2 separate regions of the Homo sapiens genome follow, and region 1 is linked to region 2. The links are chromatin loops, found by intact Hi-C in ENCODE. Cell type or tissue: endothelial cell of umbilical vein. All regions are shown on one strand. Links, peaks and the distances in the headings refer to the core of each region. The heading gives the core; the rest is flanking DNA. Region 1 overlaps MIR924HG (MIR924 host gene). Region 2 overlaps MIR924HG (MIR924 host gene).

Region 1 (17,203 bases), core at 4,588-12,587, 110 kb after region 2:
GTCTTTGAAGCCTTTCCTCTACTCTCTGCTGGTTTCCAGTGTTGCTTTTGAAAAGTCCCTCTTCTATGTGCAATACTCCCCACCCTAGTTTAATTGATTCTTTTTATGTCTGTTGTATCATAATATTTCAGTGCTGTGCTTCATTGCACTCATGTCCAATGCTTACTCAGAAAAAATTGTCATATTCTTCGGCCTTGTAACTATTGAATTGGAATATTTCTAAGAGTCTTCCCTTCTGACAAGATAGCGCAGTCTAGAATAACTCTTTTGAGAAACTTGTGCTATGAAACTATTGAAATATATCATGAATAGTTGTAAAAAAAAAGACTTATAGATGAATCAGGCTTTAGGAGAAGTTCAAGAGTTCATTTCAGACCTGTTGAGTCTGATCTGTCTGTGAGACTTCCAAGTAGAGATGAAGAATTACCATTTAGTGATGCACATTGGGAGTGATATATGAATGGGAATGGCAAACTTTGGAATTAGCACCTATGAGGCTTTAAAACTGCAAGCCAGAATGTTATCATCAAAGAAATCAATGTGGTTTGAGAATAGAAGAGGATTAAGGACTGGGTCCTGAGGCACTACAAAACAAGGGATCAGGGAAAGGAAAAGAGATTGAGAAGGAGGAACTAGTGAAATAAGAGAAAAACTAAGAGAGTTTCTCATCCATCCTTTCTCTTTGTTGTTTTTGCTTTTTATCTTTTCATTATAGTGAAGCTTAGTTATGAGTATAATTATTAAAAATCATGTCCTAGACAGTAGGCAGGGTAGGTTTTTCATTTGATATGTCCCTAAGTCAGCATAGATATTGCAGAGTACATCTAAATAGTAATAGTGCCTGGACAAATACTCTCTAGTGTTCCTTTCAATTTCCTTCTGTGTAGCTCAGAGCTAGCAACACATCACATCATAACACAATGCTATCTTTTAAAACGTAATGTATATCTTTCTTGCTTTCTCACTAGATAGAAAGTTCTTTTGTGGCTTGAGTTTTTATGTTGTCTTTGTGTGCTTAACCCTACCTACCACTTTATTACATGTGCATAATCCTCAGTGGGTTTTTGTTGGTTGCTTTCTTGTGAATCTATTAATATAGTTTTTAGCTCTGAGCCTTTACTTGGGCTCTCCAAAAATCATTCACAAGAAATGAAACCTGGTCTTAGCAAAGCAGAAAATAAGGCATCAGAGCAGACCTTTGATATTCTTCTATTTTCCTCTGCTCAAATATGCTTTCTCCCTTTTCTGCCCCCCTTTCACCTGTGCAGTGGATTTTCTTTCACTGTCACTTAACTTCTCAATGTCCTCAAACTAACTGCACTAACAGTGCTGGCCTTCTTGTCATCACCTTATTCTGCATTTTTTTCTATCCTTTCTCAGGCTTTGTACCAGCATAGCTAAAAATTTGCATCTTTTTAAAAATTTTCCTGGATGTATTATAAGTTATCCATTCTTGGGTAACAAACCACACCAAAATATAGTGGTTTAAAAGAACAGATACTTATTTCTCAGGAGTCTATGGGAAGTTGGGTGTGCCTGTTGACTTGGCCAGGCTTGGCTGATCTTAACTAAACTCACTCTAGTATATGTGATTCATTGCTGGGTTGCTGGGGGCTGACTGGTCTAGGTGGCCTCACTCTCATGCCTGGCTGTTGGCTGGCAGTCAACTGGAATCATGTGAATAGGTTCCTTGTCTTTCATCACCCAGCAGGCCACTCTGGGCTTGTCTACATCAGGACATAAGGGTTTACAGAAGGAGAGCAGACATGTCCATAGCCCCTTCTGGCCTAGCCTTCAAACTGGCTTACTGTTACTGCCCCTGAATTCTCTTGGTCAAAACACCTCACAGGATTAGTTCAGATTCAAAAGGTGAAAAAATAGATTATGCCTCTTGATTGGAAAAGCTTCAAAGTTTCATTGCAAAGCAGTGTTGATAAAAGGAGAGAAATAATTGTAGCCATTTTTATAATCTGTTTACAACACTGTGCCCTTTCGTCACAATTATTCATATCCTTCCCACATTAAAGAAAAACATACCCTCTCCCAACACACCATAAAAGCCTCATTTCATAATGATATCACACATGAAGTTCAGGGCCTTATGATCTCCATTAGGTCCAGAGGCAGTTTTTATTGTGCAACTTTTATTAGTTTCTATACTTATGAACAAAAAAGACAAATTTTCCATCCCCCCTTCACCCATCACAGTCAATATACAATTGTGACACAGGGACAGGAAAACAAAACACATACTCCCATTTTTTTTTAAAGAGATCATTAATCCAGAGCATTACCGAGGTCCCACTGAATCAATATTGCAGGATTCCAAAATCAAGACCAGAGGTATGCCAGGACTATTAGGCCTCAGCTTAGACGAGTACAATTTCACTTTTTCTGACTCCGTGTATCAAAGCAATATACAAAAGCTTGAAAGCCTGGGGAAATAGACTATACTTCTTGATGGTGAGAGTTGCAGAATCACATCGATGGCTACGTGGACAAAAGCAAGAAGATAAGTGCAGCTTTTTTTTTCTTTGCAAAATCTACCATAAGGAGTTTCTGGGTAACAAAAGCACAGCTGATATGTTAATTCAACTGAAAATAACTATGAGTAATAATATATCCTGACTTCATCACATTTGCATTTAAACTAAGAACTTCAATATCTTAATACTTATTTAATAAGTGGAGAACTCACTATCTCATAAACCTATCTTACATATTCTAACTCCATATTGTTGTCTACATGCATTTATTTTCTTTTTGACTCAATTTTATCTTTTTAAAAAATGTTTAAGGTAATACTTACTGCTGGAACAAACAAACCACCAAATCTCAATGGCTAAACCAATACAGTGTATTTCTGTCTTATCCAATGTCCTGTGCAGACATTCAGCAAGAGGCCTTTTGTGTACTGATTCAGAAACTGGGACTGCTTTCAGTTTCTGTTTGCCTTTCCCTAGGTCCTATCTCCTGGTAAGAAAAGGCAAACGTAGAAGATACACTTCCTAGCTTATATACAATTCTGCTAATGGAATTTGTGCAGGACCCTTTCCCTGGGAAGTTGGAAAAGTGCCTGGATTAGGTCTTCTTTGGCAACGTTTCCTGTGCATTGTTTTGCAAGGCCCCTGGCTCACACCTCTGGAAAAATTTTCACAGTTCATTGTCCTACTTGGCCACAGTAACATGCAGTGTTCCTTAGAATCTGCACAATTTTTGCAACCCTCTTCCTGATAATGTGATTGACACCCAATGTTGTTTTATAATTCAAACACCTAAATCATATTTTAGTCCAGCCTTCAAATTCTTTGACAATACAATTCTCTAACATATTAGCAGATTTTAAATGTGCTGTTTCTAGACTTTTCATTGCACTAGTAATTATACCCACAGTTCTTCCAATCTAGGTTTCAGATGTATTCTTATTATCCTAAACCTATAAAGCCCTTTGCTTATTTGTTTCTTCTCTTTCAATGTCTGTTTGAAAATCAGCCAATTCTCTCCTGAACTCACCTCTTTCTTGTAATACTTCGCTAAAGGCCACAATTAGAAGCTAACTCACTATTCTGCTGCATCTTTCCAACCACTTCCCCTAGAGCCACAAGCTCAGTGGGCAGGATCTTCCTTCCAAGTTATTTCACATGGCAGTTTTACCAAATATTTTGCTGCCAGACTACTGTGTCTGTTTTCTTGCCACTGGCTAACGCTACACTAAAGTAAAAAAACTAAAGGTTTTTTATGATGACAATGCCTAGCTTCTATTATCAATGTATTTATTGCTTAGTTTAGTAACACTAACTGCTATTAAAAAACAAAACCCCCTATCTTAGGGCTTAACACCATTAAGAGTTTATCTCTAGCTCCAGCCAATTGCAATGCAAGTATTTGGTGGCCAGCCTTCTACATCTGATTAAAAAACCCTGGGTCCATTTTTTTTTTTTTTTTTGAGATGGAGTCTCACTCTGTCACCCAGGCTGGAGTGCAGTGGACGATCTTGGCTCACTGCAGTCTTCACCCCCGTGGTTCAAGTGATTCTCCTGCCTCAACCTCCCAAGTAGCTGGGAATACAGGTGCCTGCCACCACACTCAGCTAATTGTTGTATTTTCAGTAGAGACAGGGTTTCACCAGGTTTCACCAGGGAGTTTGTTAGCTGAAATTCTCTCAAACTCCTGATTTTAGGTGATCCACCTGCCTCGGCCTCCCAAACTGCTGGGATTACAAATGTGAGCCTGGGCATATTTTTAATGGGAAATATAAAGAGGTAACATACACTAGACCCTTCAAGTTCTTATGAAATGCCAACATTGAAAAATTTCCAGTTCTTGGAAGAAGTTACCTCCAGCTACACATGCCTTCTACCTTAGCCCAAAGGCAATGAAGTAATTGGACTTAGGAGGTTAATAAGTTAGCAACTGACTGCACCCACCGCTTCTGTTTTCTTTTTTCCTACCCCATATGATTTGGGTTTTCTTGCTAAAACTTTCAGCATAGTGCTGTGCCTCTCAAGATTTGGATATGTGTGTGTATGTGTGTTAGCGTGTATGTGCATGTGTGTGTAGGGGGTATGTGTGAGACAAGGAAGATCACCTGTATCTAAGGAGAGGAAGGAAATTGAGAAAGCTTCAATGTGCATAACCTGACAGGGAAGAGAAACTCAAGACTGTGTCACTGGCCAGAGCAACAGTGAAGTTCACTCCAGACTATATTCTCCACTGAGAGCAGAGCCAAAGACATGGCCCTGATGCTGTAACCTGCAAAACGTTTTTTCTAATTTGTATTTCTTCATGATTTTGACCTGTACATGCCTCAAATTTTTGTAATGTTTATCATCTTTGTCATTGATTTGGCAATTCATATAGTTTAGCATCCTTGTTAAAAATATTTTCAATTATTTGAATTGTCTGATTGTTTCTTAAAGGTTTTTATCTAAACTTACTCATATCCCCACAAAATCTAGCACAATTTTTTTCCATGGTAGCTATCAAGTAATTTTTTTTTATTAACTGACCAATTATTCTGAGTCTTAGGAGACAAACTGAGAGGTTTTTTTTTTTTTTTCTTCTCTGGCACCAAATGCATGTGTCATTTTCGAACACCCCTTCTTTAACTCTCTTACACCAACTGGGTGTAAATTATATTCAGTTCTGACACTGTCTATCTAGTGTCAGATCCTGCAAGAGTTAATGTCAGATCCCACAAGTTAAAGGGCTCAGTCCCATAAGACTGCCCCCATTTCAGATGTCAATTGCATGTCCTAGACCACTCGTATTTCTGAGTGACCAGCTATAAATGAGGGGTTTCCATACGCCCACTTTAGTCTCAATAATTTACTAGAACAGCTCCCAGAACTCAGAAAGGCATTTTACTTATATGTACTGCTTTATTATAAAGGTTACAACTCAGCAACAGCCAAACAGAGGAGATGCATAGGGCAAGGTATGAGGGCTAGGGGTGCAAAGCTTCCATGCCCTCTCCTAATGTACCACTCTCCCAGACCTCCATGTGTTCACAACCAAGAAGCTCTTAGAATCCCACCCATCATTTAAGGGTTTTTATGGAGGTTTCATCATGTAGGCATGATCAATTATTATTATTATTATTATTATTATTATTATTATTATTATTATTATTTTGAGACAGAGTTTCACTCTTGCTACCCAGGCTGGAATGCAGTGGCACTATCTCAGCTCACTGCAACCTCTGTCTTCCAGGTTCAAGGTTCTCCTGCCTCAGCCTCCCAAGTAGCTGGGATTATAGGCATGCACCACCACGCCAGGCTAGTTTTATATTTTTAGCAGAGACAGGGTTTCACCAGGTTGGTCGGGCTGATCTTGAACTCAGGACCTCAAGTAATCCACCTGCCTCAGCCTCCCAAAGGGCTGGGGTTACAGGCGTGAGCCACCGCGCGGCCATGATCACTTATTAATCAATCTCCTACCTTTCTACCCTCCCCAGAGGTTGCGTGTGTGGCTGAAAGTTTCAGGTTTCTAGTTAAGGTTTGGTCTTTCTGGCAACCAGCTGCCATCCTGAAGCTATCTAGGGGCCTGTCAAGCAAGGTTGCTTTATTTTGAGAGACAGAGGGAGAGAGAGAGAGAGAGAGAGAGAAATGAAATCTCCTATGACTCTGGAAATTTCAACAGATTTAGGTGCTCTGTGCCAGGAACCAGAAACAAAGATCAAATATATATTTCTTATTATATCACATCCTCCTACTTTAGTTGGTAAGTATAAGGCAAGATATATTCTGGATATTGAGAAGTCTGTTTTTCTGTGTTGAGAAAAGTGAATCTGATTATATGCACGCTATAAACAAGACAGTATTTTTCTAATAGACACAGTGTACTCAGTAAATTAAAAGGGCTGCCACTGTACTTTCATAATTCTTAGTCTTCAAAGTGAATGAAATAGAATACAGTAAGTAAATAAGCAAGTAAATAAAATAAACAATAAAATTTTTATCACTTCTGTCTAGAAATAAGTATACATAATACATCTCTCATATTGTGATTTTTTTTTCCTCTAGTTAATAATGTCATTTCTCCTTTGTGGAATGATCTAAGGATGGGTCTAACAAATGTCATTTTAAATAGAAGGGGTTTTTTTTGTTTGTTTTTCTTAAGAAATTAATCAATAAGTGTATGAATAAATATTTATTTAGGTTAGACATCGACTGGATGAACCAAAACGCTACTTTGTGAAGTACTTTGTAAATGCATGAAACTTCATAATTTCACTTATTTGGAATGATTAGTCCATTCATGCTTGCTGGAATAAAGTTAGCTCTTCCTTGACTATTAAAATAAAATTGACAATATTAAAATTTAAAAAATATTAGCGTTTTTATTAGTGAGGACCATTAGGATTACCTCTTTAGCTGCATAAATAATATTAATGGGTCATTAAAAATGGCTCCTCTAAATAGATTAGTATGTCTTTGTTTTGTTAAAATCTTAAAACTTGTTCCAAGAATTCCCTCCAACTTTAGAGCAGCATCACTTTCTTACTCTATAATAAACAAAGGTTCTCTACATAAAATCTTTCATTAAGTTTTTATTTTTCACCTATTTAATAGAGTAAATTTACAGAATTCTACTGGGCTGCATTACTGTCTATGAAAATTAATCATTTTTATATTAAATTTGTAGATTGTCACTTATTTACTGGCCTGAGGCAAGACATGTTTTACTTTTCTTATCCAAGTATTTAAGAAGTCCCATAGAATAAATGAGTTTCTAATATTAGATATTCTAGAGAAGTGAAGGAAGAAACTATTCTGTGAGCAGGAACATAAATGGTTCGTCTATGTTAGGCTGCATTAAAATATACTCAAATGGAAGTAAGAAAACTTACTTTATAACATGATTTTCTTTGGCAAAATGACAGGAGTTACAGAAGACGTGTTACATGGGTTTCTTGGATACAGAAGTACGTGAAAAAGATTACATGTCTTGAATGCTCTTCTACCTTTATTTTGCTTTATTTTGTCATTACAAACCCTACCTCCTATGACTGTATGTATGTATGTTTATGTGCCTGTGCTTTCATATTACAACTTACAAGCCTATGAAGGCTTAATGTGTCACTATTCCTGAAGACTATAACTGGGGATTCATATAAAGTATGAATACTAAGACAAAACATGTCAAACATTTTTTTTTCTTAATAAACTTTTTTTTTCACACAAGTTGATATTTACTGAAAAATGGTAGAGATGATACTGGGATGCCATATGCCTCTCACTCATCTTCCTTTATTATTAACATCAATATTCCTTTATTATGATGAATTTGTCACAATGAATAAATTAATATTGATGTATTACTATTATTAACTAAAATCAATATGGTATGCATATTTCCTTAGTTTTAATATAATGTCTTTTTTTTTCTATTCAGGCTATGACATTAGAGTTAGTCATCATGCCTCCATAGACTCCTGATAGTTGTGACAATATCTCAGACTTTTCCTGTTTTTCATGATCTTGGCAGTGTGACAAATACTGGTCGACTGTTTTGTAGAATATTGCTTGATTTGGATCTGTCTGGTGATTTTCTCATGATTAGACTGGAGTTACAGTTTTGGGAGGATAACTACAGAGGTAAAGTGATATTCTCATCACATCAGACCAAGATTACATACTAGCAACATGACTTATCATTGTTGATGTTGACTTTGTCCACCTGGCTCAGTAGTGTTCGTCAGGTTTCTCAATGGGAAAGTTGTTCTTTATTGTCTCCTTTTGCATATTGTTCTCTTTGGAAGGAAATCACTATGCATAGCCCACGCTTCAGAAGTGGGATTTTATGCTGCAGCTCTTTGATAAGAGAGGATCTGCATGGATTATTTGTAATTCTTCTACATGGGAGATTTCTCTTCCTCTCAATTTGTTTATTATTTAAATAATTATAAATTCATGGGTATTTACTTTATACTTTAGGGTATTTCCCAACAATATTTATTTTGTTTCTCAAGTTGTTCCAAAAATAGTTATGAGAGCTCTTTCAGTTGACTCCTATATTCTTTGGTTATACACCCAATATTGTGGGTCTTCTTTCTTTGGGCTTTTGTCTCTCTCTCTTTCTTTCTTTGATGTACACCCATCATTGTGGGTCTTTCTTTAGGCCTTTTTTCCCTCTCTCTTTCTCTTTCTTTTCTTTTCTTTCTTTCTTTCTTTCTTTCTTTCTTTCTTTCTTTCTTTCTTTCTTTCTTTCTTTCTTTCTTTTCTGTCTTTCTTTCTATCTCTATTTCTCTTTTCTTTTCTTTTTCTTTTTGTAGCTGTTCTTTTCCGTCTGGCATTCTAAGATGCTCCAGGTTCATCTTGCATATTTACTGCCTCCATCTTTATATCAGCTATCTGCTTTGTTGTTGTTGTTGTTTTTGGAGACAGGGTCTCACTCTGTCACCCAGGCTGGAGGGCAGTGGCATAATCTTGGCCCACTGCAACCTCTGCTGCCTGGGTGCAAGCTATTCCTTTGCCTGAGCCTCCTGAGTAGCTGGGATTACAGGTGCACGCCACCATGCCAGGCTCTTTATTTTATTTTATTTTATTTTTATTTTTAGTAGAGACGTGGTTTCACTATGTTGACCATGCTGGTCTCGAAATCCTGACCTCAAATGATCCGCCTACATTGGCCTCCCAACGTTCTGGGATTACAGATGTGAGCCATTCCCCCTGCCCTTGTTTTTTTTGTTGTTGTTTGTTTGTTTGCTTGCTTCTTTTGTTTTTTGGTTTCTGTTTAATTGTAGAATTACATTAGAATCCAAGATTTGGACACTAGAGTGTTCATTTCTATTGAAATGTTGTTGTTTGTATGTCACCTCAGAGCAAGAAAACATGTATGTGTATACTAGCCCATGTGGATGCATACTTCTAAAAATATTTGTATATGTAATTTATCTGTATCAATATTAAAGTAAATATAAGTTCAAACTGATATCTCCAGCTCTAATCCTTTTTTAAAAATTATACTTTAAGTTCTGGGGCACATGTGCAGTATGTGCAGGTTTGTTACATAGGTATACATGTGCCATGGTGGTTTGCTGCACCCATCAACCTGTCATCTACTTTAGGTATTTCTCCTAATGCTATCCCTCCCCTAGCCCCTCACCCCCACCGACAGGCCCCGGTGTGTGATATTCCCCTCCTGTGTCCATGTGTTCTCATTGTTCAACTCCCACTTATGAGTGAGAACATGCGGTGTTTGGTTTTCTGTTCTTGTGTTAGTTTGCTGAGAATGATGGTTTCCAGCTTCATCCATGTCCTGCAAAGGACATGAACTCATCCTTTTTTTTGGCTGCATAGTATTCCATGGTGTATATGTGCCACATTTTCTTTATCCAGTCTATCATTGATGGGCATTTGGGTTGGTTCCAAGCCTTGGCCATTGTGAATAGTGACACAATAAACATACATGTGCATGTGTCTTTATAGTAAAATGATTTATAATCCTTTGGGTATATACCCAGTAATGGGATTCCTGGGTCAAATGGTATTTCTGATTCTAGATCCTTGAGGAATTGCCACACTGTCTTCCACAATGGTTGAACTAATTTTCACTCCCACCAACAGTGTAAAAGTAGCAGGATGCCTCCAGCTTTGTTCTTTTTGCTTAGGATTGTCTTGGCTTTGTGGGCTCTTTTTTGGTTCCATATGAACTTCAGTTTTTTTTCTAATTCTGTGAAGTAAGTCAATGGTAGCTTGACGGGGATAGCATTGAATCTATAAATTACTTTGGGCAGTATTGCCATTTTCACAATATTTATTCTTCCTATCCATGACCATGGAGTGTTTTTACATTTATTTCTGTCCTCTCTTATTTCCTTCAGCAGTGGTTTGTAGTTCTCCTTGAAGAAGTCCTTCACATCCCTTGTAAGTTATATTCCTAGGTATTTTATTCTCGTTGTAGCAATTGTGACTGGGAGTTCATTCATGATTTGGCTCTCTGTTTGTCTGTTATTGGTCTATAGGAATGCTTGTGATTTTTGCACATTGATTTTGTATCCTGAGACTTTGCTGAAGTTGCTTATTAGCTTAAGTAGGTTTTGGGCTGAGATGATGGAATTTTCTAAATATACAATCATGTCATCTGCAAACAGAGACAATTTGACTTCCTGTCTTCCTATTTGAATATCCTTTATTTCTTTCTCTTGCCTGATTGCCCTTGCCAAAACTTCCAATACCATGTTGAATAGGAGTGATGAAAGAGGGCATCCTTATCTTGTTCTGGTTTTCAAAGGGAATGTTTCCAGTTTTTGCCCATTCAGTATGATATTGGCTGCAGGTTTGTCATAAATAGCTCTTATTATTTTGAGATACATTCCATCAATACCTAGTTTATTGAGAGTTTTTAGCATGAAGGGGTGTTGAATTTTTTCGAAGGCCTCTTCCGCATTCATGGAGATAATCATGTGATTTTTGTCTTTGGTTCTGTTTATGTGATGGATTATGTTTATTGATTTGCGTGTGTTGAACCAGCCTTGCATCCCAGGAATGAAGCCAACTTGATCGTGTGGATAAGCTTTTTGATGTGCTGCTGGATTCAGTTTGGCAGTATCTTACTGAAGATTTTCGCATCGATGTTTATCAGGGATACTGGTCTGAAATTTTCTTTTTTTGTTGTGTCTCTGCCAGGTTTTGGTATCAGGATGATACTAGCCTCATAAAATAAGTTATGGAGGATTCCCTCTTTTTCTATTGTTTAGAATATTGTTTCAGAAGGAATGGTACCAGCTCTTCTTTGTATCTCTGGTAGAATTTGGCTGTGAATTCGTCTGGTTGCGGACTTTTTTTGGTTGGTTAATTAATTACTGCCTCAATTTCAGAAGTTGTTATTGGTCTATTCAGGGATTTGACTTCTTCCTGGTTTAGACTTGGGAGGGTGTATGTGTCCAGGAATTTACCAATTTCTTCTAGATTTTCTAGTTTATTTGTTTAGAGGTGTTTATAGTATATTTGTATTTCTGTGGGATCAGTGGTGATATCCCCTTTATCATTTTTTTATTGTGTCTATTTCATTCTTCTCTCTTTTCTTTTTTATTAGTCTGGCTAGCGGTCTATGTAGTTTGTTGATCTTTTCAACCAGCTCCTGGATTCATTGATTTTTGAAGAGTTTTTTGTGTCTCTATCTCTTTCAGTTCTGCTCTGATCTTAGTTATATCTTGTCTTCTGCTAGCTTTCGAATTTTTTTGCCCTTGCTACTCTAATTCTTTTAATTGTGATGTTAGAGTGTCAATTTTAGATCTTTCCTTCTTTCTCTTGAGGGCATTTAGTGCTATACATTTCCTTCTAAACATTGCTTTCAGTGTGTCCCAGAGATTATGGTATGTTGTGTCTTTGTTCTCATTGGTTTCAAAGAACATCTTTATTTCTGTCTTAATTTCCTTATTTACCCAGTAGTCATTCAGGAGCAGGTTGTTCAGTTTTCATGTAGCTGTGTGGTTTTGAGTGAGTTTTGTGGTTTTGAGTGAGTTTCTTAATCCTGAGCTCTAATTTGATTGCACTGTGGCCTGAGAGACATTTTGTTATGGTTTCCGTTCTTTTGCCTTTGCTGAGAAGTGTTTTACTTCCAATTATGTGGTCAATTTTAGAATAAGTGTGATGTGGTGCTCAGAAAAATGTATATTCTGTTGATTTGGGGTGGAGAGTTCTTTAGATGTCTATTACGTCTGCTTGGTCCAGAGCTGAGTTCAAGTCCTGAATATCCTTGTTAATTTTCTGTCTTGTTGATCTGTCTGATATTGACAGTGGGGTCTTAAATTCTCCCACTATTATTGTGTGACCTGATGGAGCTGAAAAACACAGCACAAGAACTTTATGGAGCATACACATGTATTGATAGCCAAATCAACCAAGCAGAATAAAGGATATCAGAGATTGAAGATCAACTTCATGAAATAAAGCAAGAAGACAAGATTAGAGAAAAAAAGAATTGAAAGGAATGAGCAAAGCCTCCAATATATATGGAACTATGTGAAAAGACCAAATCTACATTTGATTGGTGTACCTGAAAGTGATGGGGAGAATGCAACCAAATTGGAAAACACTCTTCAGGATATTATCCAGGAGAACTTCCCCAACCTAGCAAGACAGGCCAACATTCAAATTCAGGAAATATAGAGAACACTGCAAAGATATTCCTCGAGAAGAGCAACCCCAAGACACATAATCATCAGATTCAGCAAGGTAGAAATGAAGGAAAAAATGTTAAGGGCAGTCAGAGAGAAAGGTCGAGTTACCCACAAAGGGAAGCCCATCAGACTAACAGTGAATCTCTCTACAGAAACTCTACAAGCCAGAAGAGAGTGGGGGCCAATATTCAACATTCTTAAAGAGAAGAATTTTCATCCCAGAATTTCATATCCAGCCAAGCTCTAATCCTTTACTATTTCTATCATTCTAGCTTTCTCCAAATACTTATCTATATACTTCCACTCCAAGAGTGAGACACCTGACTCCCACTACCCTTGATGCATTTATTTGTGTTCATTCTATACTGAGCACCTGCTATATATAGCAGTGCAGCAGGATCAGAATTTTTAACCCCATCGTTGTGAAAAACAACTTTCCCGACTATTACATTGTTTATGTGCTGCTTCATTGCCTTTAGTTTTACACATTCCCCTCATTTCCAAAGTAACTTAAGTCAGCACATCCTCCCTACCATATGCTTTTGAGTAAGCTTTTTCATAAATTTATAATACAGTTATATTATTTTGTCATATTCTTCATTTTATCCTGTTATTCATCCAACCTCATAAATAATTTTAATATGCATGCATTACGGTCCACTCTTCTGTTGTAAAGTTCAGTGGGATTCGACAAATGTATAGTGTCATATATCCACATTATAGCACTATACAGAATAGGTTCAGCACCCTGGAAAGTCATTTGTGCTTCAACTTTCTCCTCCTTCCTCTAAACCCCTGCAACATCTATTTTTATAGTCTCTAGAGATTTGCCTTTTGCAGAAGGTCCTATAATTTTAATCATATACTATGTATCTTTTTCAGACTGGCTTCTTTCACTTGGAAATATGCACTTAAGATCTATCCATTTCTTTTCATGGCTTTCTACCTCTTTTATTTTCCTGTTACTGAATACTATTCTGTTGCACAGTGTACTACAGGTTACATGTGTATCTATTCACTGAGTAAATGACTGGTTGTTTCTATTTTTTCTTGATTATTAATGAAGTTGCTCTGTGTGTTTGTGTGCAGGCTTTTATGTGGACATGTTTTTGAATTACTTGGGTAAATACCAATGAGTGTGATTGCTGTATGGCATGGTAAGACTGTGTTTAGCTTTGTAGGAAACTGCCAAACTGTCTTCCAAATTGGCTGTACCATTTTACACTCCCACCACTAATGAATGACAGTTTCTATTAGTCTGCTTCTTTGCTAGCAATTGGTATTGTAGGTCTTTTGAATTTTAGCCATTCTCACAGGTTTTTAATAGTATCCGTTTATTGTATTAATTTGTAATTCCCTAATAGCAAATAAATGTTGAAGATCCTTTTATGTGTCTGTTGCTATATGTATATCTTCTTTGGAAAGTATCTTTTTAGATTTTCTTTCACATTTTCAATTATGTTGTTTGTTTTTCTATTGTTTAATGTAAATGTTTAGTCTATTCTCATGCTCCTATAAAGGACCACCTGAGACTGGGTAATTTATAAAGGAAAAAGGTTGAATTGACTCACAGATCAGCATGGCTGGGGAGGCCTCAGAAAACTTACAATCACGGCAGAAGGGACAACAAACAAGTCTTTCTTCGCATAATGGCAGAAAGGAGAAGTGCAAAGCACAAGGGAGAAAATCCCCTATAAAACTGTTAGATCTAGTCAGCATGAGGATAACCACCCCCATGATTAAATTACCTCGCACTGTGTCCCTCTCATGACATGTAGGGATTATGGGAACTATAATTCAAAGTGAGATTTGGGTGGGGACAGAGAGCCAAACCATATTATTATGAGTAACATTTCTTTCTTAGATATGCGTTTTGCCATGTTTTCTCCCATCTTTAGCTTGTCTTTTTATTCTTTCAATAGTGTCTCTAACAGATCAGGGGATTTTAAAGTTAATAGACATTGTCTTGTCGTTTGTTTTTTCTTTCATTGGTCATGCTTTCTGTGTTTGTCTGAAACTTCATTGCCAAACCCAAAATCACCTATATTTCTATGTTTTCTTCTATAATTTTTATAGTTTTTAATTTTATATTCATTTTATTTGACATTTGATTTAATTTTTGCAAAAAGTGGATCTATGTTCCTTATTTAAATATATGAACCCACAATGGTTCAGTACAATTTTTTTAAAAGACTGCCCTGTTTCTATTGAATCTTATTTGCTCCTTTATTATTGTAACATATAAACAAATGTTGACTATATTTGTTTAGTTCTATTTCTGAGCTCTTTCTTTCGTTCATTGTTCTTTGTCTGTTCTTTCACCAACATCACAGTGCTTTGGTTATTAGCTTTACAATAAGACTTCAAGTTGGGTAGCGTGAATCCTCCAACTTTGTTTTTTATTTTCAGTCTTATGTTGGCTATTTTATTATGTCTTCTGCCTTTCCGTGGAAATGTATAAATGAGAGTATTTTCTGACTTCACAGTGAGAAAGTGATGGGGCCCCTGGCAGTAAAACCTATAGTAATGTCCCCTCGTACCCCCCTCCCCCCAACACAAAAAAAAACCCTGGCAGCTCCCAGGAGTTTCTCACTCTGACACTAGTACTAGTCTACACTTAGCCTCCAGCAAATTGTCAAAATTACAATTTTAGTGATCTCACCAGTTTATGACTCAGGTGATCTCACCAGTGACTTTGTATTTACCTTTCTCTCTATATTTTTGATTTGCCAGTGACCTCAGTTTTCTGATGAATTCAAAAGTCATTGAATTTTAGTGTGTTCAGTCTTTTCTGTTTTTGTTGTTTTGAGAACGGGAGTGTTGATTTCTAAGCTATTTGCATGTAGGATTTAAAACTAGAAGTCAGCATGCCAACAACTTTACAAAGAAAAGTGAGTTCATCTGCTTTTTCAAGAAAATATTCTTAGCTTATTGTGCATGTCTCATCATAACTTTGAAAGTATTCAATCAGTATCTCTACCAAGTCTTACCCTATGATTTTGGTCAAGCGAACACTGTGTTATTCTCAGTTTTTTCTGTGTCATCACTACATACAGAAAATGACATAAAAACTTATAATTATACAACTTAAAACTTTTTAATTCTTGTGTAAAAACACATTAAGTTATTATGAATAAAAAATAAATCTATTTAAAAATAAAAACTAGTCAATACTTTTCATATTCTTAAATTACCAAAAGCCTAAGATATTATCAAATGTAACTACTTTTTTTCTGAATCATTTTCATAAGCTACATTTTTTTATTGTGGCCCGTATTTGTTACATTATCTAACTATGTAATTTTCTTTATTTGAAAAGTATACCTAATGTAATAATTACCATACTTAGACTAATTCAGACAACAAAATTTTATCTCAGGAGAGTGTTCTTGAATTATTATTATTTTTGCACGGTCCTATGTTGTTTCTCTTGTTCTCTTCTTTGAGGACCCCTATAGGTTGAGTTAAATATATGTACTTTTTTCTGATATAAATAACATAAGTCTAAAATTGTATGACTTTATAAGTTTTCTTTATGTATTTCCTTTTTCATCTCTCAAATAAATGGGATTTATATTTTAGTACATCACTGAAAAAATAGCCATCTCATAGCTAATAGAATGCCCACAATAGAAAATTCTGAGACACAGAGTGAAGAAGTGGAGTAATTTGTAATTTTTCTGAATTCCCTTGTTTTAGAAAAATATAGCAACAAGGGTAATGGACATCTATAAAAATATTATGTGGTAAAATAGTTCTGTCAACTTCCAAATTATTCCAGGGAACAGCACTGTAGCAGCTTCCAGACAAGAGTAAGTGGAGAGAAGGCAAAAGGGGCATCTAACTGCCCTGAAAAGAGGAAAATCCCAAAATAGCCAGAAAATATTCACTAGGAATGGTGTGAACAATCTAAGAAGAGACAAATCTGCATGGACCAACTACAGACAGAGTTTTTTGTTTTCTTTTGTTTTCTTTTGTTTCTCAGACAGAGTCTCGCTCTGTCACCCAGGCTGGAGTTACAGTGGCATGATTTCAACTCACTGCAACCTCTGCCTCCTGGGTCCAAGCGATTCTCCTGCCTCAGCTTCCCGAGTAGCTGGGATTACAGGTGCCTGCCACCATGTCTGGCTAATTTTTGTATTTTAGTAGAGATGGGGTTTTACCTTATTGGCCAGGCTGATCTTGAACTCCTGACCTTGTGATCCGCCCACCTTGGCCTCCCAAAGTGTTGAGATTACAGGCGTGAGCCACCACGCCCGGCCAATTATGAGTTTATTACAGTAGTCTTTCTACCAAAAAATACAAACAAGTAGATAAATAAAAACTAAAAAAAAAACTTACTTCCAGTGATTGGGGGAGCATAAGAAATCAGGTATCATCTGTTGTTTAATTTTCTCACAGCTGATGAGCTCTCCAATACATTGAATTGAAACAAACAAATAAAAAATGGTAGAGGTGTCATTCCCATACTAATCCTGATTAGGTTCTCTGAAGTAAACAATTGAAACGCCATGCCCTTCTCAACCTGGCCTTCTTTCAAATATGTGAAAGCACATATTACCCTTTTCTCAGTAC
Region 2 (17,203 bases), core at 5,031-13,030:
TGTCAGGTTTGTCAAAGATCAGATAGTTGTAGGTATGCGGCATTATTTCTGAGGGCTCTGTTCTGTTCCATTGATCTATATCTCTGTTTTGGTACCAGTACCATGCTGTTTTGGTTACTGTAGCCTTGTAGTATAGTTTGAAGTCAGGTAGTGTGATGCCTCCAGCTTTGTTCTTTTGGCTTAGGATTGACTTGGCGATGCGGGCTCTTTTTTGGTTCCATATGAACTTTAAAGTAGTTTTTTCCAATTCTGTGAAGAAAATCATTGGTAGCTTGATGGGGATGGCATTGAATCTGTAAATTACTTTGGGCAGTATGGCCATTTTCACGATATTGATTCTTCCTACCCATGAGCATGGAATGTTCTTCCATTTGTTTGTATCCTCTTTTATTTCCTTGAGCAGTGGTTTGTAGTTCTCCTTGAAGAGGTCCTTCACATCCCTTGTAAGTTGGATTCCTAGGTATTTTATTCTGTTTGAAGCAATTGTGAATGGGAGTTCACTCATGATTTGGCTCTCTGTTTGTCTGTTGTTGGTGTATAAGAATGCTTGTGATTTTTGTACATTGATTTTGTATCCTGAGACTTTGCTGAAGTTGCTTATCAGCTTAAGGAGATTTTGGGCTGAGACGATGGGGTTTTCTAGATAAACAATCATGTCGTCTGCAAACAGGGACAATTTGACTTCCTCTTTTCCTAATTGAATACCCTTTATTTCCTTCTCCTGCCTGATTGCCCTGGCCAGAACTTCCAACACTATGTTGAATAGGAGCGGTGAGAGAGGGCATCCCTGTCTTGTGCCAGTTTTCAGAGGGAATGCTTCCAGTTTTTGCCCATTCAGTATGATATTGGCTGTGGGTTTGTCATAGATAGCTCTTATTATTTTGAAATACGTCCCATCAATACCTAATTTATTGAGAGTTTTTAGCATGAAGGGTTGTTGAATTTTGTCAAAGGCTTTTTCTGCATCTATTGAGATAATCATGTGGTTTTTGTCTTTGGCTCTGTTTATATGCTGGATTACATTTATTGATTTGCGTATATTGAACCTGCCTTGCATCCCAGGGATGAAGCCCACTTGATCATGGTGGATAAGCTTTTTGATGTGCTGCTGGATTCAGTTTGCCAGTATTTTATTGAGGATTTTTGCATCAATGTTCATCAAGGATATTGGTCTAAAATTCTCTTTTTTGGTTGTGTCTCTGCCCGGCTTTGGTATCAGAATGATGCTGGCCTCAGAAAATGAGTTAGGGAGGATTCCCTCTTTTTCTATTGATTGGAATAGTTTCAGAAGGAATGGTACCAGTTACTCCTTGTACCTCTGGTAGAATTCGGCTGTGAATCCATCTGGTCCTGGACTCTTTTTGGTTGGTAAACTATTGATTATTGCCACAATTTCAGCTCCTGTTATTGGTCTATTCAGAGATTCAACTTCTTCCTGGTTTAGTCTTGGGAGAGTGTATGTGTCGAGGAATGTATCCATTTCTTCTAGATTTTCTAGTTTATTTGCGTAGAGGTGTTTGTAGTATTCTTTGATGGTAGTTTGTATGTCTGTGGGATCGGTGGTGATATCCCCTTTATCGTTTTTTATTGTGTCAATTTGATTCTTCTCTCTTTTTCTTTATTAGTCTTGCTAGCGGTCTATCAATTTTGTTGATCCTTTCAAAAAACCAGCTCCTGGATTCATTGATTTTTTGAAGGGTTTTTTGTGTCTCTATTTCCTTCAGTTCTGCTCTGATTTTAGTTATTTCTTGCCTTCTGCTAGCTTTTCAATGTGTTTGCTCTTGCTTTTCTAGTTCTTTTAATTGTGATGTTAGGGTGTCAATTTTGGATCTTTCCTGCTTTCTCTTGTGGGCATTTAGTTCTATAAATTTCCCTCTACACACTGCTTTGAATGCGTCCCAGAGATTCTGGTATGTTGTCTTTGTTCTCGTTGGTTTCAAAGAACATCTTTATTTCTGCCTTCATTTCGTTATGTACCCAGTAGTCATTCAGGAGCAGGTTGTTCAGTTTCCATGTAGTTGAGCGGTTTTGAGTGAGTTTCTTAATCCTGAGTTCTAGTTTGATTGCACTGTGGTCTGAGAGATAGTTTGTTATAATTTCTGTTCTTTTACATTTGCTGAGGAGAGCTTTACTTCCAACTATGTGGTCAGTTTTGGAATAGGTGTGGTGTGGTGCTGAAAAAAATATATATTCTGTTGATTTGGGGTGGAGAGTTCTGTAGATGTCTATTAGGTCCGCTTGGTGCAGAGCTGAGTTCAATTCCTGGGTATTCTTGTTGACTTTCTGTCTCGTTGATCTGTCTAATGTTGACAGTGGGGTGTTAAAGTCTCCCATTATTAATGTGTGGGAGTCTAAGTCTCTTTGTAGGTCACTCAGGACTTGCTTTATGAATCTGGGTGCTCCTGTATTGGGTGCATATATATTTAGGATAGTTAGCTCTTCTTGTTGAATTGATCCCTTTACCATTATGTAATGGCCTTCTTTGTCTCTTTTGATCTTTTTTGGTTTAAAGTCTGTTTTATCAGAGACTAGGATTGCAACCCCTGCCTTTTTTTGTTTTCCATTTGCTTGGTAGATCTTCCTCCATCCTTTTATTTTGAGCCTATGTGTGTCTCTGCATGTGAGATGGGTTTCCTGAATACAGCACACTGATGGGTCTTGACTCTTTATCCAACTTGCCAGTCTGTGTCTTTTAATTGGAGAATTTAGTCCATTGACATTTAAAGTTAATATTGTTATATGTGAATTTGATCCTGTCATTATGATGTTAGCTGGTTATTTTGCTCGTTAGTTGATGCAGTTTCTTCCTAGTCTCGATGGTCTTTACATTTTGGCATGATTTTGCCGCGGCTGGTACCGGTTGTTCCTTTCCATGTTTAGCGCTTCCTTCAGGAGCTCTTTTAGGGCAGGCCTGGTGGTGACAAAATCGGTCAGCATTTGCTTGTCTGTAAAGTATTTTATTTCTCCTTCACTTATGAAGCTTAGTTTGGCTGGATATGAAATTCTGGGTTGAAAATTCTTTTCTTTAAGAATGTTGAATATTGGCCCCCACTCTCTTCTGGCTTGTAGGGTTTCTGCCGAGAGATCCGCTGTTAGTCTGATGGGCTTCCCTTTGAGGGTAACCCTACCTTTCTCTCTGGCTGCCCTTAACATTTTTTCCTTCATTTCAACTTTGGTGAATCTGACAATTATGTGTCTTGGAGTTGCTCTTCTTGAGGAGTATCTTTGTGGCGTTCTCTGTATTTCCTGAATCTGAACGTTGGCCTGCCTTGCTAGATTGGGGAAGTTCTCCTGGATAATATCCTGCAGAGTGTTTTCCAACTTGGTTCCATTCTCTGCATCACTTTCAGGTACACCAATCAGACGTAGATTTGGTCTTTTCACATAGTCCCATATTTCTTGGAGGCTTTGCTCATTTCTTTTTATTCTTTTTTCTCTAAACTTCCCTTCTCGCTTCATTTCATTCATTTCATCTTCCATTGCTGATACCCTTTCTTCCAGTTGATCGCATCGGCTCCTGAGGCTTCTGCATTCTTCACGTAGTTCTCGAGCCTTGGTTTTCAGCTCCATCAGCTCCTTTAAGCACTTCTCTGTATTGGTTATTCTAGTTATACATTCTTCTAAATTTTTTTCAAAGTTTTCAACTTCTTTGCCTTTGGTTTGAATGTCCTCCCGTAGCTCAGAGTAATTTGATCGTCTGAAACCTTCTTCTCTCAGCTCGTCAAAGTCATTCTCCATCCAGCTTTGTTCCGTTGCTGGTGAGGAACTGCATTCCTTTGAAGGAGGAGAGGCGCTCTGCGTTTTAGAGTTTCCAGTTTTTCTGTTCTGTTTTCTCCCCATCTTTGTGGTTTTATCTACTTTTGGTCTTTGATGATGGTGATGTACAGATGGGTTTTCGGTGTGGATGTCCTTTCTGTTTGTTAGTTTTCCTTCTAACAGACAGGACCCTCAGCTGCAGGTCTGTTGGAATACCCTGCCGTGTGAGGTGTCAGTGTGCCCCTGCTGGGGGGTGCCTCCCAGTTAGGCTGCTCAGGGGTCAGGGGTCAGGGACCCATTTGAGGAGGCAGTCTGCCCGTTATCAGATCTCCAGCTGCGTGCTGGGAGAACCACTGCTCTCTTCAAAGCTGTCAGACAGGGACATTTAAGTCTGCAGAGGTTACTGCTGTCTTTTTGTTTGTCTGTGCCCTGCCCCCAGAGGTGGAGCCTACAGAGGCAGGCAGGCCTCCTTGAGCTGTGGTGGGCTCCACCCAGTTCGAGCTTCCTGGCTGCTTTGTTGACCTAAGCAAGCCTGGGCAATGGCGGGCGCCCCTCCCCCAGCCTGGCTGCCGCCTTGCAGTTTGATCTCAGACTGCTGTGGTAGCAATCAGCGAGACTCCGTTGGCGTAGGACCCTCCGAGCCAGGTGTGGGATATAGTCTCGTGGTGCGCCGTTTTTTAAGCCGGTCTGAAAAGCGCAATATTCGGGTGGGAGTGACCCGATTTTCCAGGTGCCGTCCGTCACCCCTTTCTTTGACTCGGAAAGGGAACTCCCTGACCCCTTGCGCTTCCCAGGTGAAGCAATGCCTCACCCTGCTTCGGCTCGCGCACGTTGCGCACACCCACTGGCCTGTGCCCACTGTCTGGCACTCCCTAGTGAGATGAACCCGGTACCTCAGATGGAAATGCAGAAATCACCCGTCTTCTGCGTTGCTCACGCTGGGAGCTGTAGACCGGAGCTGTTCCTATTCGGCCATCTTGGCTCCTCCTCGCCCACCAAGTTTTCTATGGTAATGGGGTCGTCTGGTGTTGAGAGAAGAGGTTGGGTATATTTGGTGTGAGGGGGTGTGTTCCCTGGCTCAAGGCTTTGTTGGTGGTGTACACCCACCTGGAGCCACAGGCCACATTAATGGACCGCAGTTGGGCCATGCTCTTGTTGCTGCTGACTTCACTGTTGGTTTGGTCAATCCCATTGATTGTAAGAGTCAACTGTTAAAAATAGAATCAATGGTGCTACCACCAGCTCACTAGCCATTTACAGGCAGTCATAAATACTGAAAATGACTGCCCAGAGGCTGAGCTTCCAGGCTTCTTTTAGCTTTACTTTGAATTTGCTGCTTCTCGCTACATCAGCAGAAGAGAGTACTTGAAAGAGCTGAAAACAGCCCAAGCTGCTTAAGTCTCTCAAGAAAGGAATTATTAATTAAACGTCAACTCCTGTGCATTAAGCTTCTTTTGAAAACCTTTCCTAAATTCATGAGATTTCAGGTTTGGTGCTTTTGACCTGCTCCGCATTCCCGGTACCCACCCTTCTGCTTCTCAAGGACAGATGACCCCCTTTTTACCTATGAGATCAGGTCCATCTTCTCACTTGAATGTAATTACTGAATGTTTACAATGGTGCTCAGCACCACAGAGAGTGCAAATAATAACATATTCTGACCTCAAGGACCTAACAATGACGTAAACATAGGAAAACATGCACTGAGCAATAAAGACTCTTTTACAAGCTGCTGGTTTGGTTGGTGTCACAATGTGACACAAAACTTAGTCTATCTTTTTATTACTTGTTAAGTCGAATATGAAATAATAGTTTACAGTTTCTTCAAATAATAGAAATATTTATTTAATCTTTTCATTATATTTTGTCCATTTATCTTACCCTTTTTGCAACAGATTTATTTTCTTTTCCTCTTTCTATAGGAGCATGAATAAATATGTTTCCCTTGGACATGTCTGTTTGCTCCTGGACAATACCATGGTGTTCAAATTATTGTGGCATTACCATATGCTTATAAATAGCAAACATTTCACAAGAGATGCATATTTTGCAAAGTTTTGAAAGAAATAACCAATTTTAAAAAACTTAGGAGGCCAAATTTTTACAAATTACTCTAATAAATTTCTAAATTTTCTCTGTGGTTGAGTGTTTTTTTTTTTTTTTTTTTTTTTTTTTTTTTGAGAGAGAGTCTCACTCTGTCACCCAGGCTAGAGTGCAGTGGCGCGATCTCGACTCACTGCAAGCTCCACCTCCCAGGTTCATGCCATTCTCCTGCCTCAGCCTCCCGAGTAGCTGGGACTACAGGTGCCCCCCCCACCACGCCCAGCTAATTTTTTGTATTTTTAGTAGAGACGGGGTTTCACCGTGTTAGCCAGGATGGTCTCAATCTCCTGACCTTGTGATCCACCCGCCTCGGCCTCCCAGAGTGCTGGGATTACAGGTGTGAGCCACTGTGCCCAGCAGTATGGTTGAGTTTTATTTTTTCATTTAAAAAATCAATTTTGATGTCAATTTTGTCATTTCCATTTTCCTAGTACATTATCATAGTTATTCATATTTCCAACATAATTTTCATAGGATTTGATGAATTTCTTTCTTTTGACTAGTTTAATTAATTAAATCTATGCTGTCTTTCTTTTTGATAATTCTTACATTTATGTACTATTAGGTTTTAACACTTATTGTTGGACAAATTGGAAATTTCTGTATTTTTTTTCTCTATGCAAAGAACCTCTTTCCGGTTAATTTATGTATCAACTTTAATTTTCAAAAATTTATAATTAGTGCTAGCACTTCTATTAAACTTATTAGTTTTTTTGTTTAGCAATAATTGCACTTTTATGAAATTCTATAGTTTATTTCAAGAGCTTTATTGAGGCATAATTGACTATTTATATTTAAAGTATACAGTAAGGCATTTGACATGTTGTGACATAAGTATAAACCTGTGAAGCCATTACCACAGTCAAAATAATAAACATATCTATCCTTTCAAAAACTGCCCTTATGCTTCTATATCCCATTGCATTTCTTTCCTTCTGCTTTTCCCCATACTCTATTGTTTATCTCTAGGTAATCACTGATCCACTCTCTGTCACTTTACATGTCCTAGAACTTCATGTAAGTAGATCATACAGTATGTTCCTCTTTTTGCTTTTTTTCACTCAGTATAATTATTTTGAGATTCATCTATGTTGTGGCATGTATCAGTTATTTATTTCTTATTATTACTGAATAGTATCCTAATGTATGTATATATTGCAGTTTGTTTATCTATCCATTCATCTGTTGAGGGACATTTATGTTGTTTCTAGTTTGGATTGTTACAAATAAAGATGCTATGAGCATTCATGTACCCATTATAGACACAAGCTTTCATTTTTCTTGGGTAATTACTTAGAAATAAAATGGCTGAATAATATGTTAAATAATTTTTTTTAACTTTTTAAGAAATTGCCAAAGTTCCAAATGATTGAATTACTAAAAATCACCTCAACAGTGTTCAAGAGTTTCAGTTCCTCCATATATTCAACAACACTTTGTATGCTCATTTTTTTAAACTTTGGCTATTTTAATAAGTGAATAGTATTTCACTGTGGCTTCCATTTGCATGAAATTCTACATTTTTATGTGCCCTAGATATTCTGTGATTTTTTGAGATAATAATTATTAAAGAAAATGAAAAATTCCTAAAGTTAGATGTTTATTCATTCTTATTAGATTATAATTGTCATGTAATATGCTAAGACTATAATTTGCAATATTATTAATGGGGATGATAATGGTATTTACTTCAGCTGACATGATAGAGTCATGAACCTAAATATGATAATTATATAAATCACTTAGCACAGTGCTAGAAACATAGAATCACATAAGAATGGTTTCTGTAATTGCTATACTTATGGAATACTCTTAAGGGTAAATCTATCTTGCTTATAATGGGGCATTGAAGAGAAAGAACTGAATAATGTGAGAGGAACCCTAAATTGCCAATCTTGAGATTGGTTATTCTATATTTATTTGTTGATAGATAACCCCAGAATATGTCTCAACAAGACTCTCAACACTATTCCCATTCTCTTGAAAGATTAGCTTCAGTGTTACACGAAGAACCATCTGCCTTCAAGCATCCTAGAGTCCTTGGATTCCATATTTAAATTTCATTTAGAATGGTAAAAGAGTCATAAAATAATACTTGCATAAAGGTAATGACAAAAATTGATATGCAAAGTATCACTTGTTGAGTGTTAAAATATCCAAAACTGAAAACCATAAACCTGTTCATTTAAAAATTACAACTGCTCATTCATTTTGTTATTTGTATTTTTCCAACAGCCAGGACTCCTCAGCATACATATATAAGAGATGATAAGTATCTAAGGAGAGTAATTATTATCTAATAAAATCACAAATTTTGATAACACAAGTAACCGATTTTTAGACAATTGGGCCATTAAGAAATGGTAGAGATAGCAGTAGAAATAACTATTGCTCAGTCAGCATCAGTGAGGAATCTATAAATCTTGATGGGGTTAAAAAACTCTATTTTTTGTAATCCCAGCACTTTGGGAGGCTGAGGGGGGGGTGGATCATGAGGTCAGGAGATCGAGACCATCCTGGCTAACATGGTGAAACCCCGTCTCTACTAAAAATACAAAAAATTAGCCTGTAGTCCCAGCTAGTCAGGAGGCTGAGGCAGGAGAATGGCGTGAACCCGGGAGGTGAAGCTTGCAGTGAGCTAAGATCACGCCACTGCACTCTAGCCTGGGCGACAGAGTGAGACTCAGTCTAAAAAAACGAACAAACAAACCAACAAAAAAACCCCTCTATTTTTTTAATGACAACCTAGACTACTTATGAGTACCCGAGAGTTAATCATTATATCCACTTAGGAGGCCTTGCCCAAGTCAGACAGAAATTCTAGGCCTCAGTTTCCTCATTATTAAAATGTTGATGTACTTACATGGTGTCTACATACCCTTAAAGCTCTTATAGTTTATGATTGTGTGGGCTTATGAGCCCTCCTTTTAGATAAGAGTTGAAAAAAGTTCATGACTTGGATAGAATTACTTATTCCTACAATTTGGAATAGTGGCCAGGAAGTGTAGTCCTTTAGAGGGAAATCTATAAAGAAATCCTGGAAGAATTGGGTCATTTAGCCTTGAGAAAATACTCAGGGAAGGTTTCTTAGGATCTCCTGAGGCATTTTCTCAGGATCTAAGCCAGAAGTCTTTGCTGCTTCCTGTTTAGGCCATCTATAAAGGAAGTCATTAATATAGCCTGGTGACAGCTTTCTTTCTGCCTTACTGAGGCTGCCAAATGTTTGTGGAATACACTTTCCCGTATGTTTCCCTGGATCTGGGAGACAGGAGGTGTAAGTTCGTGAATCACTGAATATGAGGATTCTTACTGAACAAAAAGAAGGAACCCTTTTGACTAAACCCAGAAGAGCCTGGGCCAATAAACAAAACCTTAATTAATGTAGAAAAATATGTCTCTACTTTTGAATATGTGCATCGGAGTCTTTGTTCAGTTAGACAGTGGATTATACCACTGAGATCTGGACTGCCCTGATGTTACACACACACGCGCACATACAACTACTATTATTGTAGTAACAACTCTTCTCATAGTGAACACCTTGATGCATTTAACCATCCCCCTCAGAATATTTATTCCTTTATCCATTTCACAAATGTCCTTTCAGAGCATACTATATAGCCCACACTAGCCTAAGCACCTAGGATATTGGCAAGCAAAAAACACATGTTAATTGTACTCTTAAAGCTTATGTGCAGGAAAGGTAATGACTAAACTTTTGCACAATTTAATGTAAAATTATTATAAAAATGTTGTAAATGTAAATGGAATGGTGCTACAAGTGTCTAATAGAGGGAACCACCCTAGGGATACAAAACTTCATGAAGTAATGTTTGCAGTGTGTTCTGAAGGCTAAGCAGAAGTTACGGTGAAACAGAAAGGAGACTATTCCAAGCAGATGGAACAAGATGTTCTAGGATCCTGCAATAAGAGGGTGATTTAATTAACCCAGTGTGTGTGGCAGACATTAGATGCTAGCCAGTACCCATTCATTCACTCATTCCAAGTGTCCACCATGTGCTTAAATGTAGGCACTGTAGTCTGTGCTGGGAACAGGGTGATGAAAATGAAAGACTGGGTTTGCGACATCATGAAAATTTTAATCTAGGAAAAACATACCTATTAAATTAAGTCAAATGGAAAATAGGTTAAGTTATAATTATGAGAAATCTCAAAATGAATATTACAGAATACCCTGATGTGGGCATGTGGCACAGTTGTGATATGGAATAGAAAGAATTCTTTGGTGAAATGACATTTAAGTTGAAGCCTGCAAGATAAAGAAAAAAGAGTTGATTATTCCAAAAGCAAGAAGAATAGCTGTTAGGAAGGGAAACTTACTGATTCAAAATTGCTGAGACAAGAAATACCTTGGTGCATAAGTGGAAAAGAAAGATGGTCAGGGCAGCTGGAGAAGGTCAAGAGAGCTCATCTGACCTTGAGAGTCATGGTAAGGTCTCTATTTTAGAGGCACTAAGCAACCACTGAAATAGTTTAGAGGACAGAAGAAAGCAGATATAATGAGATTTATGTTTTCAGAATATTTTATGAGTGCTTTGTGGAAAATTTGTTAAAGGTAGGCAGCTATGGAATAGGTGAGCAGAGTGGAGGCTATTGAAGTTATCTAGGTGAAAGAGGAAGGTAACTCAGAATAGAGATGTTGAGCAGGAGTGAATCTGATGTATGTTTAGAAAGCTGATCCAACTTGATTTGGACACCATGACCCAGATCTAGGCCCCCTTTTGCCAACACAAATAGATGACAGCATGTATCACATTCATTGAGCTCTCTCCATCATAGTATTACACACTGGAAAGGTAATTTTCCTATCAGTTATTGCTCAGTGAGTAAATATATTGTGCTTCATTACAGAAGTGTCTTGCAAACATGCTTATATTAGTGTGCTAAATTAAGTCATATTGTGCCCTACCTCTTTTAAATAGAAAATACGTTTTATGAGTAGAGATCAATAACGCTATAGAACATGTTTAAAAAGTAATGTGTTTGATTATAAACATCTTCCATAAAACAAAAAGAATATGTTTCTATTTCAATAAAAAGAATTTAGGTCAGAGACCGAAGAGTACTCTGATGAGAATTTTTAAAAATTCAATAGTTAAAGGAAGTAGGTTAAAAAGATACTGAGTCATGAAATGGGCTAAAGACCTTAAAAACATCCAGTGCCACTGCATGGGGCTCTGCAAATTGTTCATCATAATTTTCATGATTGGCCCCTCTTAGAGTGGGGCAATATGCAACTTGCCCAGATATTTGTGGCTATCCTGTTCTGGCTGTGCCCTATGACAGATCCACCTGTTAAATCTTCTGATTTCAAAAGGTTGGACTATATTGCCAGTACATGCCAATCTAGCTCTACAATTCTGTGATTCCAACCCAGTATTTCTGTAGTTGAATATAGGCAGCTTCTTAAGGTGTTCCAGATGTATTTTCTATCTAGGTGTGGAGAAGACTTCTGTTCATTCATATGTTCTTCTAAAAGTAATTTTAGCCAGTGTGGGAGATTTAGTGAAACTGAACATCAGACTTACTTACATTAGTAAACCTCAGCACAACCTCACTTTATAATCCTGTGGCTCATTCAGGTATGCTTTGTCTCTCTGAGTCCTAGATTAGCAAGTGTTTACATGATGAGGTGTCAGTAAATCTGCCAACACAAAAATGTGCAATCCTCAATCCTTGAACTCAGTTTTCCATACAACTTGACAAGAGGTTTGCTATGAGACCAAAATATATTTTCAGCTGTTACAGACAGCCCTTAAACATTTGCAGCTTGATGCAGTTGAATATTCACACTGTGTTTTTAATTAGGCTAATGTGTGCTTGCTCCAATGTATAATAAAAGACATAATCCATAATTATAACCCCTTTGCACTGCTTCCTGTCAGAGGAATTGGTAAAAAAAAAAAATAAAAAGTTCTTGTTCTCTCTTTCAATTTGTTAATGGGATTATGATGAGCAAAAAGGGCCTGATTACCATGGCCGAGCAGACACGTCTCAGCAAGGTGAAAGGATTAATACTACAGGTCATCAGTAATTTAAAGATGTCAATTGCCAAGCTCGTCTATGGGATTCTGAGAAACCAGAGGATCTAGAAAATGTTTGCTCCTGAGAGGCAAGCACGTTAGTCACCCTTAATAAGTTCAGAGAGAAAAAGTGTCCTCCCACAACTCTGCAATTCAAAACTATGCACCAATCAAAGAGAACTGTTCCAATCATGAAGCTACATATCAGAGAGAAAAAATAAAAGTGAAAAAGAAAATTGCTTCGCAATGAATAAAGTTTAGAACATATTCTATGTAATGTATTCTATCTTGATCTTCATAATGGCTCTTAGCATTTATTATAATATACTTTTATTATTATTATTATTATTATACTTTAAGTTTTAGGATACATGTGCACAACATGCAGGTTTGTTACATATGTATACATGTGCCATATTGGTGTGCTGCACCCATTAACTCGTCATTTAGCATTAGGTTTATCTCCTAATGCTATCCCTCCCACCTCCCCCCTATAATATACTGTTATTTGTCTTTTCTTGTGTAAGATTTTTTCCTCCCAAATGGATTTTAGACTCCAAAAAGGAGCAGTACTCAGCATGTAGCACTGGACATTGCTGTCTGTGGGTGCAGCACACATGCTTATTGATGGTTATAATGAGAGTAAACTCTAAGTTTTTATAGATATATAGCCCAGGAAAGGTCATTTAAGTTAATCTTAGTAGACTTTAGGGGTAGCTATATTAGGCTGTTCTTATGTTGCTATAAAGCAACACCTAAGGCTGGGTAATTTATTTAAAAAGTTTAATTAGCTTACAGTTCTGCAGGCTGTACAAGCATGGTACCAGCATCTGCTCAGCTTCTGGTGAGGACCTCAGGAAACTTCTACCCATGGCAGAAGGAGAGGCAACAGGAGCATGTCACATGGTTGAGAGGGAGCAAGAGAGGGGGACAAGTGCCACACACTTTTAAACAAGGAGATCTCTGGTGAACTCACTCATCATCACCAAAGGAATGGCACTAAGCCATTCATGAGGGATCCACCCCTGTGATCCAGACACCTCCCCCTGAGCTCCGCCTCCAACACTAGGGATTATATTTCATCATGAGATTTGAAGGGCCAAATATCCAAACTAGATCAGTAGCTTTGTTTTTTAAAAGAAATGTATAAAATTAAAGTTTCATGAACGATAATACAAAGTATTTAATCTTATGTCTTTTGCCATATACGTTTTTGTCCTCTGGATTCTTTGAATAAAGAAATAGTGGCGGTCAGGTGCAGTGGTGTGTGTCTGTAGTCTCAACTACCTAGGTAGCTGAGGCAGGAGGATCGCTTGAGCCCAGGAGTTTGAGACCAGATTGGGCATCACAGCGAGACCCCATCTCTAAAAACGAAAGACAGAAAGGAAAGAAAGAAGCTACTGAGGATGCTTACCTACTTCATAATTATTACAACCTCGTGTTCCACAAGGATGACATGATGATGCCAGCAGTCTTGGGATGGGTAGAATTGGTGTCCAGAGTCTCAAAAACAGAATCAAAACAAAAATTATCCTATTCTCAATATAAACCAAAATCTATTCCCCAATTGGTTAGGAGAGAGAAAATTCTAAACCCCTGTACAAATTATTTTGTTAAATGATGTCCCCTTTTCCCAGTAACTGAGATGACTTTCTTATTAGGCTAGAGGACAGCAAGGGGGTGAAGGGAAGCCAGCTGGAAGCCTCTGTTTATGCTATGTGAAGGAGAGCATGATGTACACTGGAGATGAATGAGTACAGACAAGCTAAACACTGGTTCTTTGGAGTATAAGTTTTAAACCATTTCTATTTCAGTAAATAAAATTCTGAAAATAAAAATAAAAGAGCAGTAATTTAAATATCTTAAAGCCAATAAACCAAGCAGGTTATATTTTATTGATTCTGACACTTTATAAGTAGTAATAGTTCTTTTTTCTAGGACTGTTTTTCAGTTTCCTTTGATGTATCTTTGTTGTCTTAGAGGAAAATAAAAGTGCAAAATTGTGTGGGGTTTTTTTGCATTAATTTTGTCAATACTGTCTGTTCTCTTTATTACACAATATAAGAACAATTTAGCCATTTTTAAAAAGAAAGTTACACTAACAATTTTAGGTTATTGGCTTTCTTAAAAAAAAAAAAGTTGAGGGACCTAATAAGGAAATACATTTTATTACATTTGTTATTGATGCTATAAAACACAATTTTAACAGCCAGAAAATGCAATGCAATTGATCATATGTTAGAACTGCATTAATTTGAGTTACTGTATTTTTCATATGTAATTTGAAATTATGTATAGACATAAAAATGTCTTATTGCATGGTATAAATCTATGCATTACTATTTCATTACATTAAATTAAAATCATGTCTATAAGAGATTTTCCCTAAATTCTCTAGTATCTGACATAATTTCCTGGAGGACGCTTTCTTAGACTGAACTGACCACGGTCTATTACTTGGGGTAATTTTCTTCACAGTTCCAGCTTTGGTCTATAGTTTGCTGCTTTTGACCTATTGCTTCTAGAAACAGTCATCAGACAAAAATAATGTCATTCATAAAAATGACCATTTAGTAGTAAAAAATAGAGGACTTTACTGAGGACAGAATAATCAAACATGAGACAGCAGTTTAACAGCCCTTTTTAAAGGCCAGTTTGTTTTCAGAAAAGGAGATGCTGCCTCCCAGTCCATCTCCATCACTCAGCATGTCAAGCAGTGGTGGCAGAGGAATGCGTTCCCCTGTGTGTCTGGGTTTGTCTTGCACAACTAGCTCAGCTCAGAAGAAAAGGGCACCTTCTTATTGGCAGAGTGAGAAGCACATTTTTCAGATCACTTTCCAAGATAATAGCATCTTCTTGATTTAGTTATAATGAAACAATCAGTATGTTAACAAAATATCCTACTTTTCACCATACATGGGGCCCAAACTATTTGTTTGCAAAGTAATTGCAGCATGTACGCATGAGTTTGTGTGTCTGTGCTCTTCAGAGCCCAAATGTTTTAATTAATTACTAATCCTGTCTTTGGCATAATTTCAGGAACATGATTAGGCTGACATTGCACAGATCTACATCCCTCACCCGAGGTGTCCAATGTAGGATCATCTTGGTATCTCACATTCTATCTCTGTCTATCAGAAACTTTCCTCAAGTTAAATTTTTAAGAAAGTGGAGTTTCTTTGGTTTCCAACTACTAACTGAAGAATGCTTCATATTTTACAGTTCCTTTTTCATGTGATGATGCAGTCTCCTGCTCAGGTTCATAACCTTGGAGGTCATCTTTCATCCTGAACACCCTTTGATTATAAATTTACATCACACAAATCTCCTTCTATCATCTCCAGAACATAGCAAGGCTGTGACCAAAGCTGTCTCAGGAAGATGCCAATTCAATAATTCATACTGTTATTATATCTCAGCTGGCTGCAGTAATTCATCCTAGTTGTAACACCAATAACTGTCTCAGCCCTGTATTTTAGTATTGCTGAAGAAGTCTCCCATCTCTTGCCAGTGCAGTGGCTCTAACATATCTGATCTATTTGTCTAAATCAATTGAATTATGCATCTAAGTGTCTCCATTCCATTAATTATTTATATAGCTTTTAGCACCTCTGCCTAAATTCTTCAGCAAAGAAATATAGTCAATGGTTACAAGAATTGGGGGTTATCATAACCTGAGAAGTACTCCAGGAAAGCTGAATGTTGACCCTATTTCTGTGAAAAGAACTGCCTAGAATATCGCAAAGCAATCAGAAACATAAAGGAGAATAAATGTCAAATCAATGTGATTAAAAGAAGAATCTAAAAGTGCAACTCTAATAGAATAAAGGAGATCTAGCTGAAACTGCTCTTCAAAGTTTTGAAGTCTTTACGTTAAGCCAAGAGGGAGAATACAGTGATAGGAAAATAGTATACGTTTTATTCCATTATTCAAGAGCTGCCTAATATGTCCTGGGTGCTGTTCTAGAAACTGGAGAACAAGCAGTTAACAATATAGAAAAAGTCCATGCAGCATTAATGGAAGTGAATGAATGAAGGGGCAATTACTATATGATCGCACTTTACCATGCCTGACCCTGCCACCTAAAGATGACGGTACCTTGCCGTGGTTTGAGAATCCCACCCTCACTTCTGTTTTTTTTTTGTTGTTTTTTTTTGAGATGGAGTCTCGCCCTGTCACCCAGGCTGGAGTGCAATGGCACAATCTTGGCTCACTGCAACTTCCACCTCCTGGATTCAAACGATTCTCCTGCCTCAGCCTCCCGAGTAGCTGGGATTACAGGCACCTGCCACCATGCCCAGCCAATTTTTGTGTTTTTAGTAGAGATGGGCTTTCACCATGTTGGCCAGGCTGGTCTCAAACTCCTGACCTTGTGATCCGCCCACCTTGGCCTCCCAAAGTGCTGGGATTACAGGTGTGAGCCACCGCACCTGGCCCCACTCTCACTTCTTAATAAGCCTAACAGAACATTCTCTTTTGTCCTTGTGGGAGTTTCCTACTCACTTGCATCAAGGCAGAATATGGGCAAACAATTGCCTAATTGTCTAAAATAAATGTGTGTTGTCATGTTGTATTCAAGTTTATCAGAAGAAAGGGACCAACAAATGAGAAAGAGAAAGGTAGAAACGTTTTAAAATTCAATTTATGTCAATGCTAAGCTTAATATGCTGTTAGCAATGGGAAACAAAATAATTTATAGAGAAGAGATGAGTTGGTAAACATTTTCTTTTTGATGAAGGTTTGTGGGGAGCCCTCAAGAGGAGATTAGTTTTTTCTATTATAATGCCTCTGAACATCTCAGTGAGAGGAATAGGTTTAGATAAAAAATTTAGTAATTTGTTTGATTGTAAAGTGTAGACAGCTCTTTCAAGATGTATGAATGAATATTAAAGTAGACAAGGTGGAGTCAAAAGAAATAGCATGGTTCAGAGTGAAATTTTCTGGAACAGGAGAGAGCTGAGCTTTGCTGTACTTGACAGAGAGAAGTTGACTTGGAAGAAAAATGACAAAACAAGCAACAGTGAAACACAGTCCTACGTGAATAGTAGAAGTGTCACCATGCAAAGATGAGATTGAACAGTAAACTTGAATAGTAATACAAAAAGGGTTGGTTGGGATGGAGAAAGAGTTAAAGTGGGATTTCAGGGTGGAATTGAGCTCCCACTTTCATCAGATGTTTCAATATCTCATTAAAGAAAGTTACATGATATTTGCTGAGTATTGTATGAATTTACATACATTTATAGTGGGTTTATAAAGAGGAGATGCTTTGACACAACCAGAGTGTATGTAAAACTTT

Evidence for each region. Hi-C counts contacts between places; a loop is a spot of excess contacts. Peaks named below come from ENCODE experiments on the same cell type or tissue, not always from the same donor. Only the 100,000 strongest peaks of a DNase experiment are listed, where the experiment ranks them.
Region 1: a loop joins it to region 2, with 8 times the contacts of the local background. A loop is called at or near these places in 1 of 110 quality-filtered maps.

The regions. Positions count from the first base shown.
Region 1 is chr18:39,439,928-39,457,130 of GRCh38, reverse strand. The region is part of intron 3 of MIR924HG (MIR924 host gene); the gene reads left to right. Among named protein-coding and RNA genes, the nearest start is that of MIR924, 170 kb to the left of the region's middle. In endothelial cell of umbilical vein, for the core only: no CTCF peak of the experiment used is centred there; a DNase peak (open chromatin) is centred at 8,030; H3K27ac peaks cover 1,700 bases.
Region 2 is chr18:39,553,136-39,570,338 of GRCh38, reverse strand. The region is part of intron 2 of MIR924HG (MIR924 host gene); the gene reads left to right. Among named protein-coding and RNA genes, the nearest start is that of MIR924, 60 kb to the left of the region's middle. RefSeq lists enhancers at 3,871-4,500, 4,501-5,131. In endothelial cell of umbilical vein, for the core only: no CTCF peak of the experiment used is centred there; a DNase peak (open chromatin) is centred at 8,948.